3 separate regions of the Homo sapiens genome follow, and all the other regions are linked to region 3. A link is a loop called in an ENCODE intact Hi-C map of the cell type or tissue named here. Cell type or tissue: A673. All regions are shown on one strand. Each heading gives the region's core, and the rest is flanking DNA. Links, peaks and the distances in the headings are about the cores only.

Evidence for each region. Hi-C counts contacts between places; a loop is a spot of excess contacts. Peaks named below come from ENCODE experiments on the same cell type or tissue, not always from the same donor. Only the 100,000 strongest peaks of a DNase experiment are listed, where the experiment ranks them.
Region 1: a loop joins it to region 3, with 6 times the contacts of the local background. A loop is called at or near these places in 3 of 110 quality-filtered maps.
Region 2: it touches region 3 in a loop (3-fold over the local background); 3 of 110 quality-filtered maps call a loop at or near these places.

Annotation. Positions count from the first base shown.
Region 1 is chr7:122,090,104-122,095,828 of GRCh38, reverse strand. AASS (aminoadipate-semialdehyde synthase) reads left to right here. Exons shown (of 24, transcript NM_005763.4): 16 at 2,671-2,781; 17 at 2,878-2,986; 18 at 3,986-4,126. Among named protein-coding and RNA genes, the nearest start is that of AASS, 51 kb to the left of the region's middle. In A673, for the core only: a CTCF peak has its summit at 2,704 (motif pointing left); a DNase peak (open chromatin) is centred at 2,678.
Region 2 is chr7:122,216,849-122,222,573 of GRCh38, reverse strand. LOC102724527 (a long non-coding RNA gene) reads right to left here. Exons shown (of 6, transcript XR_007060500.1): 5 at 5,546-5,725; 6 at 3,297-4,432. Among named protein-coding and RNA genes, the nearest start is that of AASS, 75 kb to the right of the region's middle. In A673, for the core only: a CTCF peak has its summit at 3,130 (motif pointing left); a DNase peak (open chromatin) is centred at 3,103.
Region 3 is chr7:122,303,239-122,308,963 of GRCh38, reverse strand. It overlaps FEZF1 (FEZ family zinc finger 1), which reads left to right and starts at 4,214. Exons shown (of 4, transcript NM_001024613.4): 1 at 4,214-5,327; 2 at 5,653-5,725. The coding sequence starts at 4,527. FEZF1-AS1 (FEZF1 antisense RNA 1) reads right to left here and starts at 5,306. Exons shown (of 7, transcript NR_036484.1): 1 at 4,696-5,306; 2 at 4,221-4,391; 3 at 2,702-3,676; 4 at 2,304-2,448; 5 at 1,476-1,661; 6 at 407-477. In A673, for the core only: no CTCF peak of the experiment used is centred there; DNase peaks (open chromatin) are centred at 3,213, 4,113, 5,293, 5,583 and 2 weaker places; H3K4me3 peaks cover 3,851 bases; H3K27ac peaks cover 3,883 bases.

The DNA of each region.
Region 1 (5,725 bases), core at 896-4,895, 210 kb after region 3:
TAATATTTGGTTCTAATAGTTTTGCGAGTATTTTGCTCAGTGGTTTCCAAAAGTCTACTAAATTTGTTAGCAGTAATTATTTTTGGTTTAAGGAAACAAAAACACAGAGACCAGGAGCTTTTGATACTGATAAAAGACATACACAATTTTATTCTGCATTATAATAAATTTAAATAGCAATACTCTATTCTGTTGACCTGAGGAGGAATAAATGCCTGAAAAGTGGTTTTATTGTTTTTTTTTTTTTATGAAGTAGAGAAAATCTGAACTATGCAGAATGAATTTGACAAGTACAATGATATAGTGTAATATTGTTTCTGTTGGTTTTTATTTTTTTTTGTTGGTACTGTAGACAGCTTTACCAAATAGGCATTAAAAAACAAATTAAATATTATCATGTAATTAACAGAGTATTTTATTATTCCTAGAATAGAATATGGATATGCTCATTTTTATAACACTCATATTTATGAAAATTTAATTTCTTTTGATTATGCAGTCCCAGAGCCAAATTATTATACCACAGCCAAATTTGTTGAAAACCGAATCAAAGTTGAGCTTTGAGTACAGCATCATCCATTGTTCACCATGTGGATTTTTAGCCATTTTGATAGCATTTACACTGATCAACACCGTTAAAGCCTGTCTCCTCCGTGGACCCTTCCTGGAGTCTACTCAATAATGTAATACATTAGCTGTAGAAATATAGGGATGAATGGAGCAAATTCCATTAAATGTTATAAATATATAACTGGATGCATGCAGAGGAAGGATATCTGGCTTTGGGGAAATCTGGGAAAGCTTTGTGGAGGAAAATAACTCTTTAGAAATTTCTTAAAGAGGCAGGTATAATTTGGATTGGGGTTTTCTGTCGTGGGCTTTCCACTAAAATAGGGCTGCTGTTCTTTTTACCTTCACATCTTCCAAATGGCTATCAGGAAGTGTCAAACTAGGTCAAGATGGCCCATGTATTACATTATTGAGTAGACTCCAAGAAGGGCCCAAGGAGGAGATAGGCTTTCATGGTGTTGATCGGTGTAAAGGTATCAGAATGGCTAAAAATCCACAGGGTGAACAACAGATGATGCTGTACTCAAAGCTCAACTTTGATTGGGTTTTCAACAATTTTGGCTTTGGGATTATAATTTGGTGCTGGGTCTGCATAATCACAAGATATCAAATTTTCATAAATATGAGTGTTATATAAATGAGTATATCCATAGTCTATTGTAGGAATAATAAAATACCCTGTCAATTACATGACAATATTTAAGTTGTTTTTTACTGACTATTTGGTAAAGCTGTCTGCAGTACCACCAAAAAAATAAAAACCAACATAAACAATATCATACTACATCATTGTACTTGTCAAATTAACTCTGCATACTTCAGATTTTCTCTAGTTCATTAAAAAAACAAAATAAACAATAAAACCACTTCTCAGGCCTTTATTCCTCAACAGGTAAATAGAATAGAGTATTGCTATTTAGATGTGATAACAGGGTGAATTTATTCTGTGGCCCACAGGGAGTCATTGATCACGTCTTTCCAAGGGAATATTTATTTATTTTACTTTCAACTTTTATTTTACAATCAGGGGTTACATGTGCACATTTATTACAAAGGTATATTGTGTGATTCTGAGGTCTGGAGTATCAATGAATCTGTCACCAAGTAGCAAGCATAGTACCCAGTAGGTTGTTTTTCAGCCCCTGCTCCACTTCTTATCTCTTCCCTCTTGTAGTCCTCAGTGTCTATTGTTTCCATCTTTAATTCCATGTGTACCCAGTGTTCAGCTCCCACTTACTTGTAAGTGAGAGCCTGCAGTATTTGGTTTTCTGTTTCTGTGTTAGGTCGCATAAGATAATAGTTTCCAGTTGCATCCATGTTGCTGCAAAGAACACTATTTCATTCTTTTTTATGGCTATGTAGTATTCAATGGTGTATATGTACTACATTTTTTAATCCAATTCACGGTTTTTGTTTTTTTATTTTTGTTTCATTTTGTTTTGTTTTATTGAGACAGGGTCTCACTCTATTGCCCAGGCTAGTGTGCAGTGCTGTGATCTCAACTCACTGCAGCCTTGACCTCCTGAGTTCAAGTGATCCTCCCACTTCAGTCTCTGGAGTAGCTGGGACTACAGGCATGCGCCAACATGCTGGGCCAATTTTTGTATTTGTTGTAGAGATGATGTTTCACCATCTTGTCCAAGCTGGTCTCGACTCCTGGGCCCAAGCGACTCACCTGTCTTTGGCCTCCCAAAGTTCTGGGATTACAGGCATGAGGCACAGCACCTGGCCCCAATCCCACTATTGATGGGCATGTCAATTGATTCCATGTCTTTGTTATTGCGAATAGTGCTGTGATGAATATGTGAGTGCCTGTGTCTTTTTGGTAGAATAATCTATTTTCCTTTGGATAGATAACCAGTAATGCGATTGCTAAGTCGAATGATAGTTCAACCTTTAGCTCTTTGAGAAATCTCTGAACTATCCTCTGTAGCAGCTGAACTAATTTACATTCCCACCAACAGTGTATAAGTGTTCCCTTTTCTGAGAGAATAATTTAATCAGAACAGTACCTTAAGATGCAGCTTTAATACAGTTCAAGTACCTTAGAAAGTAGAGTTGAAAAAGGGAGTTTCTGATTAGTTTCTTCCTGTTTTCAAGCTTGTTGCCTTATGTATTGCACCCTCTTGTGGCCAAGGCCTGCATCACAAACAAAGTTAACATGGTCACTGCAAGCTACATCACACCAGCACTAAAAGAATTGGAAAAGAGGTAAGTTTTAATCATTTTAAACAAACTGAGTGGATCCATGGCATTGTTTTTATTTTATATCCAAGTTTTCCTTTTTCCTCTTTCCACCTGCTGCAGTGTGGAAGATGCTGGCATCACAATCATTGGTGAATTGGGATTGGACCCTGGTCTGGATCACATGTTAGCAATGGAAACAATAGATAAAGCCAAGGAAGTGGGAGCCACGGTGAGCCCAATTTGTACCCAAAGGCAACATTAAAATGTCTAAATTCTTGTGTACAGAATCAAAGTATGAGTTATAATATAGCAACACCTTTAATCAAAGTTAAAGATTTTTTTTTTTTGAGACTGAGTTTTGCTCTTGTTGCCCAGGCTGGAGTGCAACGGCACAATCTCGGCTCACTGCAACCTCCATCTCCCAGGTTCAAGTAATACTCCTGCTTCAGCCTCCCAAGTAGCTGGGATTACAGGCACGCACCACCATGCCCGGCTAATTTTGTATTTTTAGTAGAGATGGGGTTTCTCCATGTTGGTCAGGCCAGTCTCAAACTCCTGACCTCAGGTCATCTGCCCCCCTCAGCCTCCCAGAAATTTTAAATAATATCTTATAACTGCAAAAATATCCATACAGGAAAACAATGTCCAAGTCTTAGGTAGCAACCAATTTTTGGAGAAACAGATGCTACTATAAAATTTTGGCTTAATACAAATTTTAGACTACCTTGAAGATTCTGTAATAAGATTTGACTTTTAAAAGTAAGAAGAATCTTTGGGTATCAGCAATCTGTTGATATGAAATATCTTTTATGAAATAGTACCTTTGGCGAGGTACTATTGGGTGTAAATGGGATGATTCAGATTGTTTTAGGTTTTTTGAATGTGTGTGTATATATATGTATTAAAATTATATATATGTAAATATATAATTTGAATACAAAAGTTAGTAGGAACTGACTAAGCAGAATTGAACTAAGAGTTGGATTTTTAACTGAACAAAATGTTAGTCACTATTTTTACAGTTTTTTTAAAAAAACATATATATAAAATTAACTGTTATTTAATCAAATGGTACATGCTTTGAAGATGTATTTTTGAATGCCTTAGTAACTTTAAGAATGAAAAACTGTAGCAAGTTTACTCCATTCATATCATTGTCTTCAATTAATTACTTAGACATTCTCTAAGTTGTGAATTCTTCCTTATTTATTGATTCTTTAATTTATAGATTGAATCATATATTTCCTACTGTGGTGGGCTTCCAGCCCCTGAACATTCAAACAATCCATTGAGATATAAATTTAGCTGGAGTCCAGTGGGAGTTTTGATGAATGTAATGCAGTCTGCCACCTATCTGCTCGATGGAAAGGTGAGGAATCTTATCCAAGCATAGTGATATCAACCTGCAATAACAGCCTGAGACAGTCTAAATACTCCCTGATCCCAAACCCTTTAATAATGGTGATGCTGCCTGTCTCCATTATCTCCTCCTGTGTTGTTTCCCAGTGTATATTTTCTGTTCTATTTAGCACGGTATCCTTGCTGTTCCTAGCAAAGCCTGTGCCTATTCTTTGCCCTAGGCCTTCTTGCAAGTTGTTTCTGCTATTCAAAAATTCACTTCTCTATATATGTAAACACTGGTTATCTCTTGATTTATTTCAGCATGACAAACATTTTCTGAGTACCTACTATGTGCTGGACTTTGGGCAAGTTACCCAAGACTGTCACAGAGAATGAAATTCATGACCTCAGAAAGCTCACAGCTGGACTGGGGATGGGGCTCTTGGAATGGAGGGTTTGGTGTGCTGGGGAAAGAAACTATAATTTCTTCCCCAGCTGCCATGTAACAGAGCATAAGAACTCTCCAAGTTTAATATTATTTTCATTATTTTACAATAAGAAAGCTATGGCTCAGAGAGCATGTCCAAGGTCATTTGGCTGAGATTCAAACCCAGGTCTAACTAACTCTTAAGGCTTTTTTTCTCCTTTTGCCAGATTGCCTAATGGCTGGAAAGACAGACATGGGAATAAGTAATTATAATTTAATAGGGAAATTTCCAAAGTATGTTAAAGTGGCTCAGAGCTACAGATGGGAGAACAGTTTAATTGGCCTTGGTGAAGGGGTTGGGGGAAGGAGGATGGGGAAAAGAAAAACTAGTGGAGAAGAGGATGTGCTTGGCCTTGAAGGATATGAGGGTGCCAGCTAGGCAGGGATGTTAGCACTCATGGTATGACAGTTTTATAAGGGGAAAAATCAGGTTTAGGGAGTTAAGATAACAGCTACACTTAAAGAGATGGCAAGTGACAGAGCCAGTATCCAAATCATGTCTGTCTGACTTCATAGTTTATGCTCATAGTTTGGAGAAAAATGAAACGAGACTCAGAGTGCCTCTTTGAATTGTGTGTTGTAGGCACCTCATTCACCTTGCCCTAGTCCTGGCCCTGCAGGGAGTGATGAGTAATATGATCACATAGATGTGTCTTAAAAAGATTATTTTAGCATCAATATTTTACATTGTCAAGGTATTTGTGAATCGAAATGTATTTCAGGAGTAGAGAGAAAGAATTTCTTAAGCAACAAGGTGAATGCTGTTATTAGCCATGGTCTTTTGTGCCTGTGATATAGAGCATAACTCATACTTGGCTTGGAATTACAAGGGGAGTTTAAAAAGTACCAGCGCCTCATCCCCAAAGATTCTGATTTGCCTGGGTTTGAGGATTTTTTAAATCTTCCTAGTGATTCTAATATGCAGCTGAATTTGAGAACAACTGATTTAATGATCAGAGAATCACAGCTGCACTTAAAATAGTACTAAACAAGCAGGACACTTTAGCTTGATGCCGGAATGATGTGTGACATGTTTCAGGATAATAAACAGGATCAATGAGTTCTGGTCTAATTCCTGGCATCCCTCATAACATAGCCAAAGACCAGGCAGTTGAAAAGATCTACCGGATGTCAGTTTCC
Region 2 (5,725 bases), core at 896-4,895, 86 kb after region 3:
GAGAAGGACAAGTCCTTGTGGCCTCTGGCCTCTTTGGGGGCAACATAAGAGGGCATTATGAGAACAAGGGCATTAAGAATCTGGCTGATTTAGATTTGAATCATGATCCTATGTTTATCTGGGCAGTTACTAGGAACTCTGTATTCTCTTCTGTAAAATGAGGGTAATAATGATACATGTTTCACATAATGTTAAGAACATTTGATAAGGTTATGGCCATAGACCATGGTGCCTGGGCATAACTATAGATGCTCAGTATATGTTAACTCTTCTTATCATCATCATCCTTATCATCATCTCATGTTGATGTTGGTTTTATTATAACAGGAAATATATATACTTTAAGAAAGGGGCTGTGTTGAAGCAGATTGACTCACTTTTTAGGTTTGCTCCACACGCAATACTGTCTGCTTGAGAACCACATGGGGATTGGATGGGTAAGGTTGCTCCAGACCACAGTGATTTCAGAGAAGAGTAATAGAAAATTTTGCCACAGAGAAACAAACATCTCTCCTTGAAACATGTCCCATGTAACACAAGGAATTTCGCAGCCTTATTTTTGCCTTATCGCTACAACTATATTATGGCTTATAAATATCAACAGTATCTGAGTGCTTTATCTGGCCCAAATAAATGAATGTTTCTATTGCTACCAGTTTTTCTTCCTCGAATTACAAATGCCACAATGAACAGAAACATCTCTCTTGGAGCACTGTATGTGCTCAATCACATTCTGTTGTTCTCCACCACCCCCAAACATCCAGATGAAATGTAAAATACTCAGTCCATGAATATTGGGAAGCATTGATTTGTATTACTGTGAAGCCAAAATATTTAGATGCAAGGGTTGGGACTTTCTCCTTTATTCTTGCTCAGAAATGCACAAACTTAACCAGAGTCTAGATCTCGAGTCCCATAGAAGCCAATTAGCTTCCATATTCAGATGTTTTCAACAGAATTATTTATATATGTATAAAAGCACAACACAGGATAATGAACGCAACTTTTGTGTTCATATGGACTTTGATTTGACTTTTATTTCATACACTCACTAAACATGTGGAATCTGTCCATTTACCATAGCTCTTTGAGACTCATTAATCTCATCTACAGGATGGAGAGAATCAACTCTGCCATGGCCAGGGGATACGAGGGGCATATCAAAACACTGTGATTTCCATGTAAAACCTGAGAAGAACTGGGAAGAAGAAGAGGTTTTCCTTACAAGAAGGACTGGAGAATAGATATGGCAACTAGGAGAATTAAGGCAATCACACTAATTTATGTCTCTTACACCCTGTGGCCCAGCAATTTCATTTCTAGGACTTTACCCACAGACATATACTCATATGTATAAAAAAATGCTTATGCAGTGATGATCACTGCAGTACTGTTGTTAAAAAGCTTTCTAAACTAAATCCAATGTCCATATATTGGATATTGGTGAATTAAATCACAGCAAAACCATTCAATGAACCACTGTGCTGCAGATAATAAAGTGAGGTAAGTGTGTGTGTGTGTGTGTGTGTATATATATATATATATATATATATATATATATATATATATGGTGGCATAGAGCAATGTCCAAAGATATAAAGTTAAGCCAATAAAGTAATTTGCAGAAGAATATTATATTACAATCCCATTTGTATAAAATGTGTATCCGTATCAATCTATCAACAGTAGTATTTACTAGGATGAGAAAGTTATCTGGGAATTTCACTATATTATCCATTTTAGAAATGATGGATTTCATTACAATGACAATGCATATTTTTGCCATAAGGAAATATAAAGATTTAACCTAAAAAGTCATATTTTTTCCAACCAATGAAGATGAGAAAGCCATTGAAGGACTTTGAACAACAGAGTGATACATCACATTTAACAGGATCACTGTGGTAGCTGTGTTGACAGTGGTTGGGGGAAGCAAGGTGGTAGCAGCAAGACCAGTTATGACACCATTGAAATAACCAAGGCAAGAAGTGATTGTGGCTTAGACTGGAGTTATAGTAGAGGAAGTGGAGTGAAGTGACCTGTACTGTGCATGTTTGAAGACAGTCAATGAGCTCTGCTAGTGGATTGGGTCTGCAATGTGAGAAAAACAGAGGAGTCAAGGACAATTACAAATATTTTTGGTCTAATTGCTTGTTTTATGTTTGTTTGTTTTTAAGACGAAGTCTTGCTCTGTTGCCCAGGCTGCCGTGCTGTGGCATGATCTCGTGCTCACTGCAACCTCTAGGGCTCAAACGATTCTCCTGCCTCAGCCTCCCGGTAGCTGAGATTACAGGCATCCGCCACAACGCCCAGCTAATGGTCTGCTCAATTGGAAGAAAGTAGTAGTCTCACAAGGTTCTTATCTTGCCTTCCATTGTATTATACTCTTCTGGTTTTCCTCCTTCTCTTGTGCACTTAATTTTTGAGTGGTAGTGTGTGCAAAGACTGGTTATGATGCACAATCAGCCAGCATATACAATTTGGGATTCAATGTATAAATTCCCTTCAGAGGGAAGAGGAAAGAGGAAGCCTGAGCCAGGAACTCATCTTCCAGGAACTGCATCTTGAAGGCTTATTACCTTCAAGTGACGGCCATACTGATATGAAAATTATGGACCATGGCAAGACTAGAAAACTCACCAAGGGCATGAAACATCAGAGTGAACTCTCAGAGTAGATTGTCCAAGAAAATAGATGGTTGCAGTAAGCTTTAGGTATTCTCCAACCTGAAATCTTATGACTGGAGCATATTTGCATTACTTTCTTTGTCTTGATACTACAAGTTTCCTAGAATTTGCTGTGACTCATGTATTTGAACAGTTTTCCTTTGGTTTACACAATTTCAAGTTTAAACACCCATTGATGTTATTACATACAATACACTTTCAGTCAGCACTTTAGAATTGTAATCTTCATTTATGCACATAATTTGTTTCTTCAGTTACAAACATGTGGTGCAATTATGTTGGTTTTTATCATTGACTTGGGAATTAGGGTTTGTATTTATGTGATTAAAGTATTCAGTTTTTGAGTAAGTTCTGTAACTTAAATATTTGCTGTGCACCAGTCATAGTTTAAATGGAAAATCAACTTTAAAAGGTAAAATTTGGTGCCATCCAGTGTCATCATTGTGAATTGCAGCATAAGCACAATTGTGAGGAAAATAATTTCAAATGGAAACTAACTACAATTTGCAGAAATACCAATAATGATTTTAAAATAGTATAAATTTGAAATTAAATTTAACTGCAACATGAGATAATATAGAAAAAACCATGGAATTAAGAGAATTGAAACATGTTCTGGAATTGCTTTATTTATAAAATGGGAATATGTTACCTACATGGTAGACAAGAGCTAGAAAAATTTTTTTTATAAGGTCTAAATACCAAACACATACTGTACTTGACATCTACTACATTAGACATATATTATCTTTATATTACACTATGTTAAATAAAATCTTTATATATTGCAAAGAAATTAATATTTGGTTCAACTTATAGGGCATTACACAAGTCTGAACTTTTGAAAGTCATTCACAGGACAAAATATGGGGCACATTTCTGTAGATGCTAAAATTAAGAAGGAAAATTTCTACTAAGTATAGATTTTTGGTCTTCTCACAGAAGTTTTCGGTTGTTCAGGTGCAGTAACAATGGTATATATTTAAAACACTTAATTGAATATGAGATATTCTGTTAGCAAGACTACCTGGTCATGACTTGTGTTAGTTAGGTAATAGGTTTGGCTGTTGAAAGAGACCCTGTAATAACTGTGGTTTAAATGAAATAGAGAAATTGTTCTCTTTCATGTTAAAGCCTGGGCAGGCAATTCAGGACTATGGGACCCACAAAATTATCTGGGATCCAGGCTCCTTCTACTTGTGGTTCTGGGGCCTTGAATACATAGCTTCTCTCTCATGTTCCATGATGACTGCTCTGTTCCTCTTCTCATTCACAGCTTTATCTGCACTTACCATCCTTAAAACCATATGAGGCAAATGGGCAGAGGAGGATGCTCAGAGCTGATTGTATGGTTCACATCTTACTCTGCCCCTAAAATTTGTGCCCCTTTTCTGTGAACGTTTCTGCTCCTGATGGAATATCTGGTACAAAAATAATATTCATATATTCTTCTAACAATGAAACATACATACACTAATTTATTGGTTTATGCCAATATTAAGAAGAAACATAAAATAATACATCTTATTTAGTTAGTTATACATAGTAATATTAAGGGAAGTAAATCAATGCAATTTGTTCCATTAGACCAGTGGCTCCAAAGCAGTAGTTCTCAACTTTGGCTATACATTATAATCACTTAGGGAGCTTTAAAAATACTTGTACCTGAATCCAGCAATCCAAGTTTCTGATTTAATGGATCTAAGATGCAATTTGGTCTGCAGCGGTTTCTTCCCCAGGTGATTCTAAGTACAGCAAGATTGAGAATCGTTGTAGATCGTGGTGCAGAACAGGGTCACCTGAGGAGCTTCTGAGCTTCATCTGTGCCTTCCCACCCCCCCACTCCCCATTTCATTATGACACAATTAACCTGGAGTGGCGTCCAGGCATCAATATTTTTTAAAAATTTCCCCAAGTGAATCTAATTGTAGTTGGGGCAGAGAACCAGTGTTAAATATGAAAGAGAGTTTCTTTTATGATTTTTTTTGTTACCGTATGTATTGGCACTTATGCTTGAATTTATAGCTCTTCTGTCGAATTAAATGAGCAGTTTCTGCTATAGGAAAACTACAGCTATATTGAAATTTAGCTCTCCTTATATGAGCATCTCATTAAAATCTCAAATTTTACCCAGGTTTAGCTGGAATGCTAAACTAATGTCAAAAATAAAATTAACTATCATTTTACACATTTGTGTTTAGGTAGAATTTCCTAACATTTTCCATTGCTATGTATTTTTAAACAACTTGATTACATTTAAATGCAAAACTTTACTTTATCATTCGAAGATCTCATAAAGAGACAATTTTATTGTTGGAAGGACGTCTCAGCAGCCATAGCCTTTTCTACTATTGCCAACACTTAGAATATTCTGGGTTGGGCCGGGAATTCGATATTCTTTTTGCCACTCACATTTCCTCTCTACATATTCTTCTATATCAGATAGCCCAGATACAGTATCATCTGACTGTTGCAAAGCCAGTTGTACTGTACTCAGAATCTTGACCCAACCAGGAGTTTAGCCATGAAGTCGTTGGCTCATGTCATCTTTGTACTCCAGACAGGATTAACTTGTATGTTTGTGTGTTGCAATTATACAAACAAGGTGAGTCATGGATTACTTGGAGCATTTTCAGTTTTGGGGCTTTCAACTTCAGGCCTTTGTGTTCAAATTCCCTTGTACTGTAGCTCCAGCTCTATGTGATACTTAACATATGGAAGTGTGACTGATGAATGCATGAGGACAGTCTCTGAAGGGACCCACAATGACGTGCCCCCTGCTAGTGACCTATGAATCAGGTAACTCCAACTGAGCCAAAAAAAAAAAAAATTCACATATATTTTTGGAAAGCACTTACCAGAGCCTATGATTTCCTTGCATCTTGGATTTCCATGTTGGGGACCAAGAATTTCTTTTTCTGTTACAATAATTAAAATGAATCCCATTAGAGACTTTTGAATACTTGCATAAAATTGGATGGGTTCTTTAAGAAGTATTTTAAAGAAATCCTGTAGTACAGTGTGCAGAATGCATATCC
Region 3 (5,725 bases), core at 1,617-5,616:
AAACGTGTTTTTCCTTCTAGAAGTACAGTGTGTTGCCTTTGGTGCTATGTATTAAACAGGAAAAAGTGTAGATGTGCTTGAATGTCAAGGCTGGGGTGGGGGGTGATGTCAGAATAATAATAATGCTTTCGTCTCTCCTCCCTTAGCTCACAAGCTAAAGCAAAGAGAAAGCAGACTGTTGCTCTTGGTGAAGGGGCTGGGGGTCAGAGACGTTGAACAGGCCAGAAAACTCTAAAAACATGACCAGGGACAAGTCAATGAACTAGGGCAGAAAGTGGAATTAGTTATAATATTTTCCAATCCATTTTTAATTTAAAAAAATCAATAGTATTTTGTGACATATCAAGGAATAAGAGATTAGAGATTATGGCTTATTTGGTAATGTATGGCTCTATTATCTTATTACCTTTTATTTCGAATTGCAGTAACCATAGCCAGAAACTGCATTTGCTTATGATAGGGACTTCAACAAAAAGCCTGTGGAAATCATGAATATTTTTTAGTAATAGCAAGAACACAGCTTAGAAAGTATTGAAGTCAAAATCAGATTCCTTAGAAAAAGAGAATTTTAAATTACTTTAGAAAAGCAGGACTTTTTCTTATTTTTTAAATAGATCTTAACACAGAGTTTGTTATCTGGCCTCTTTATATCATGAACTGCTGTGGTTTCCTCAGGATATTTCATAAAGGATAAATCATACACTGAAACTCGCCTTCCATCAGGATTTGAGGTTATAAATACTGCCTTTCCATGGATGGAAAGGGGAGGCACACTTAATCATCAGCTCTCAGCAAAAAAATAGGATTATAGGATTCTCAAAGAAAATCCAAAGAAACTGTAAGAGTTTCTATTTTGCCATTAACAAAACAAACAAGGCTCCCTTGCATTTGTTTTAATAACTAAAAAATACTTGCATTGAAACGTTTTGAAAGCTTCTGAATTTGCTGAATATACTCTGTTTTTATTGCCTTTTTTGTTATTTTCAAATATATTTGGAAATAAAGTACTAGACAGATTGGACGGTAAGATAGAAGCCCTTTCTAAATATATTTTGTGTTTTGTGACAATTCTTATTTAATAGAGATAGTATTACTAATTAACATGTGTTTTTGGTTAGGTTTTGAAAAAATTAACAAATGTTGGATATCAAGGCCTGGAGTTGTAAAGCACCTTTTCAGTCTTTAGTAAACTCAAGGCCATCTTAAAGGAAGAGCATAATTGATGCTTTGCCATATTTGTGTTAACTCAAATGACATTTTCAAACACTTGCCAAAAGGGCAAATCCTGAAAAGACTAGTGAAAAGCAAACTGTTGAAATATAAACTATACAAAGCATGCATACCTCTTAGCCAATATTTTTTCCTTTTTAGTTTGGTATACACCAAAGGAGAAATTTACAGAGGTCAAAGAAAGGCTCTTTTGCAGTTAAGGAGAGGGGAGGGGGAGGAGAGGAAGGGGAGAGTGAGGGACACACCACAAGCGTAAAACGAACTGGTGGCATTCAGTCAAGAAGGCAGGTAAGGCTCCAGAGGCCGCGAATTGTGTACAAGTCAGCTGGACTCTCCAAAGCCTTCCAGAGCCGGGCTGCTTCGCGCTTCTTGGCTTTTTCCTTTCAACCTAGCCCGGTGGCGGAGGAGTGCAGCAGGAGGGGGATTTTTCGCTGCTGGGAAGTGGCAGGTAGGAAAAGGAATCTGATCCGGCCCAAAAGTCAGCAATTAAAGTCTTAACCGCGACCCATCTGTCGTGGGACAGAGAACCCCCCACCCCCCTTTGCCCCAGCAAAGCCCTTCCCGTGCCCTTTGTCTGAGCAGGGGAAAGGAGGAGACTGGTTCTGCGGCCCCAACAGCAAAAGGAAAGAAAATTTCCAGCGCTGACCAATACTGAGTGTCTGCGCCCGGTCCAAGGACAACTACGAAGCGCCTCTCGGGGATGTGGCGCCTCTCCGCTTGCTCTGCCCAGGTGCTCTGTCCCGTGGCCCCAGCAAAAGGAAAGAAAAATTTGCAGTCTGGGCGAATCCAAAGTAGGTGCACCCGGGCCAAGGACGGTTCCAAAGGGCCGCCTTGGAGTGTAGCGCCTCTTTGCTTTCTCCCCCCGGGCGCTCTGCCCTTCTCTGCTGCATCAGTTGTCCCAGCCTGAAGCCACCTCGAGGCCTGAAACGAGGCACTCCCAGGCCTAGCTGCTGAAGCCCGTCGTATTCAGCCAGACCTCTCCCCCCATCTTGCCCCTTGGCTGTCCTCAACTTCCAATAAGACTCACTCCCCCTCCCCCATTTCTTCAGCCTGTGAGCTTTCCCACCACTCACCCAGCTGCCACTGCCTTTCTGTTAGACATCAGGCGCGTTCCCAGCCCAAGCTCTCTTCCTTTCCACCCCTCTTGGCTCTTGGGGCAGAGGCGGAACTGATTTTCGCGGAAAGTTAGAGTGGGGCGGAGGGACCCGGGTAGCTTGCCTGGCATGTGTTGAGAATGGGGTAGAGAGGAGGGAATACTTTGACGTCAATTTCCTTCGTTTAAGGTCCAGTTTCGCATCTTTGAGTGAAATTGCTCAGGGACTTAATAATGCCAGGGTTTCTAGTCCGCCGTTATCCAGCCTTCCGGGGCCAACCCTTTTCAGAGCTCTAGCAGAAGGACGCCCCCACTACACTTGGCCCAATACCTGACACCCGCCACCACCTGTCTCACAGCCACGTGGGGTTAACTCACCAGGCAGATGGCACCTTGAGCTGCTGCGGTCGGCCACTCACTTCAGGGTCCAGGCCCCACCGCCCTTTGCTTGCAGCTCTGCGCGCTCCTTTGGCCTCCTCACGCCAGCTTACAGCTGCCGTGTCTTCAAACTCTGTGCAGCCCTTCCTGCGCGCCTAGCTGCGGGGTTCAGCTCTGCGTGATCGCCGGCTGGCAAGAGACTGCGCCGGGGAAGGTGCGCGCCGCAGCTTCCAGCGCGCTCCTGGACGCTCTTGCCTGGGCGGCGGGAGCCCGCACAGTCGGAGCCGCAGCCGTAGGCGTCTTCCCGGAAACCTCCACACGCTCCACCGCGCCGCCCCAGGAGTTTCGGCCGAGGTGCCACACCCGGCGGGTGTTCGGCTGGGGGGCGTTGCAGGGGAAATGGTCTCTACGCGCGCTCTTTGGGAGGCACAAGTGCACCTGTGGACACAACTCTGGCGCCGGCAAGTCTCCTTGATGCGCACAGACATCCAGGCTGCCGCCTGCGCTGCTTAGAGGAGGCTTGCAGACACCGGCAACCGGAGTGGGGATTAATACACTCTGTTTCCCTTCTCCGCTCGGCATTCAGTATTTAAAATGCTCCGGGAGAGCTCTAGCTGAGCGCAGGTACTTAAGAAAGAAATGCTCTTTCCAGACTCTCAATGGAAACTCGGAAGCGTGCGCGCGCGCGCGTCTGTGTGTATCCTGGGTGGGGTCCGATCGAGTCAAGGTTGCTTGTGGTGTGACACCCAATTATTCCTTGCAACTCCTCAACTTTGTGGATGAAAGTGCGACTTTCCCAGGCCTATTGCCGCGGGCATTGCCTTTACAAAACCACAAACACAGAACAAGCCTCCTAAGGCTTTTAATTTTCGGGGCGTTTGGGGAGGCCAGTTACCTGCCGGCGTCTTCTAAATGGTCCAGACTCGGTTCGGGCCGCGGAGACTCCGGGATTCCGGGAGCGGGCAACCCCGAGCCCTGGAGGAAGAAATAGGTCTGCGGAGGTGGCACAGATCTGACCCGGCCCAGCCCGGCCCAGCCCGGCCCACCCAGGCCCAGTGGAACCAAGCAGCGAAACCTCGGATTTCACTGCCGAGGCTTCCTAGCCGAGGCTTTCTGGAGCTTGGCGTTTGATAAATATAGCCTGGCGTTTGCCCCTGAATTAGACTCCGTTTCCTTATTTAGCCCTTGCACAATGATTTTAGATGATGTCACTTAGAGCTAAACGAGAAAATTGATCTCAGATTTGCTTGGCCTCTAAAGCCTGGTTAAGCAGATTGAGAATTAGAAAGGCAGAGGAAGCAAAAGGGGGGTGGGGATGGGGGGGTGCGGAGGGTAGTGAAGTGTGCGCGGCAGAGTGTGTGCGCAGAGGGGAGGGCGCGCCAAGCGGGTGAAAGCGCCCCCGCCTTTTCTGGGCGGGGAACCTCACTCACCAATGAAAAGTAGTTACTGACTGCAGATGAAAAAAAAAAAAGTTTTCCTGTTGACTGTTGGAAGCGAATTGAGCAATTATCTAGTTTACCTTCTCCTCTTGGAAGTTAACGATTGGCGAGATCTTGGCTGCGTTATTGACACAACACTTTCTATTGATAGAAATAAGTAGTGATTGTCCCCGAGTCATTGGTGCGCCAAGAACTCTGCGATGGGCTGGCAGGAGTCCATTGGGCTGGGCAGGCAGGTTCGGCTGGTGATGCTGGGGAGGAGGAGGAGGAGGAGGCTACTGGTGGTGATGGTGCCCGTCCCCCTCTCCGCAGGTCTGTGACAAGCAGGGAACAAGGCAACGGACGGCGCAACCCAGCCCCGGCTGACGGACGCTGGCGACTCAGACATGGACAGTAGCTGCCACAACGCGACTACCAAAATGTTAGCGACTGCTCCAGCTCGGGGCAACATGATGAGCACGTCCAAACCCTTGGCTTTCTCCATTGAACGAATCATGGCGCGCACCCCAGAGCCCAAGGCCCTGCCAGTCCCCCACTTCCTGCAGGGAGCCTTACCCAAGGGGGAACCCAAGCACTCTCTGCATCTCAACTCGTCGATCCCCTGCATGATCCCCTTCGTGCCTGTGGCCTACGACACGAGCCCCAAGGCAGGAGTGACGGGCTCCGAGCCGCGGAAGGCCAGTCTGGAGGCCCCGGCGGCGCCCGCGGCGGTGCCCTCGGCTCCCGCATTCAGCTGCAGCGACCTGCTCAACTGCGCACTGAGTCTCAAGGGCGACCTGGCCCGCGACGCGCTGCCGCTGCAGCAGTACAAGCTGGTAAGGCCGCGTGTGGTCAACCACTCTTCATTCCACGCCATGGGCGCCTTGTGCTACCTGAACCGAGGTGACGGCCCATGCCACCCGGCAGCCGGCGTGAACATCCACCCGGTGGCCTCCTACTTCCTCAGTTCCCCTTTGCACCCGCAGCCAAAAACGTATTTAGCCGAAAGGAATAAACTGGTGGTCCCGGCGGTGGAGAAATACCCTTCTGGAGTAGCTTTCAAAGACCTGTCCCAGGCTCAGCTGCAGCATTACATGAAAGAAAGCGCCCAGCTTCTGTCGGAAAAAATCGCGTTCAAAACCTCGGATTTCAGCCGAGGCTCTCCTAATGCCAAGCCCAAAGTTTTCACTTGCGAAGTGTGTGGAAAGGCAAGTACAATGCAAAACGGAGATCCTTTCCTTCCCTCCCTTCCTTCCTTCCTTCCTTCCCTCCCTCCCTCCCTCCTTCCCTCCTTCCTTCCCTCCCTCCTTCCTTCCTTCCTTCCTTCCTTCCTTCCTTCCTTCCTTCCTTCCTTCCTTCCTTCCTTCCTTCCCTCCCTCGCTCCTCCTTTCCTTCCTCCCTTTTTAGTATTTTGGGGGTAATTATTTGCATACACTTTTTGTTAAGATTCTCTTCCTCCTACCCTCTCTCTGCCCGGTTTGATTTCAAAGTTACTTGTGCGGCTAACCTGTTCTACGTGTGTTTAATTTTAAGGTCTTTAATGCGCACTATAACTTAACCCGTCACATGCCAGTGCACACAGGAGCCAGACCCTTCGTTTGCAAAG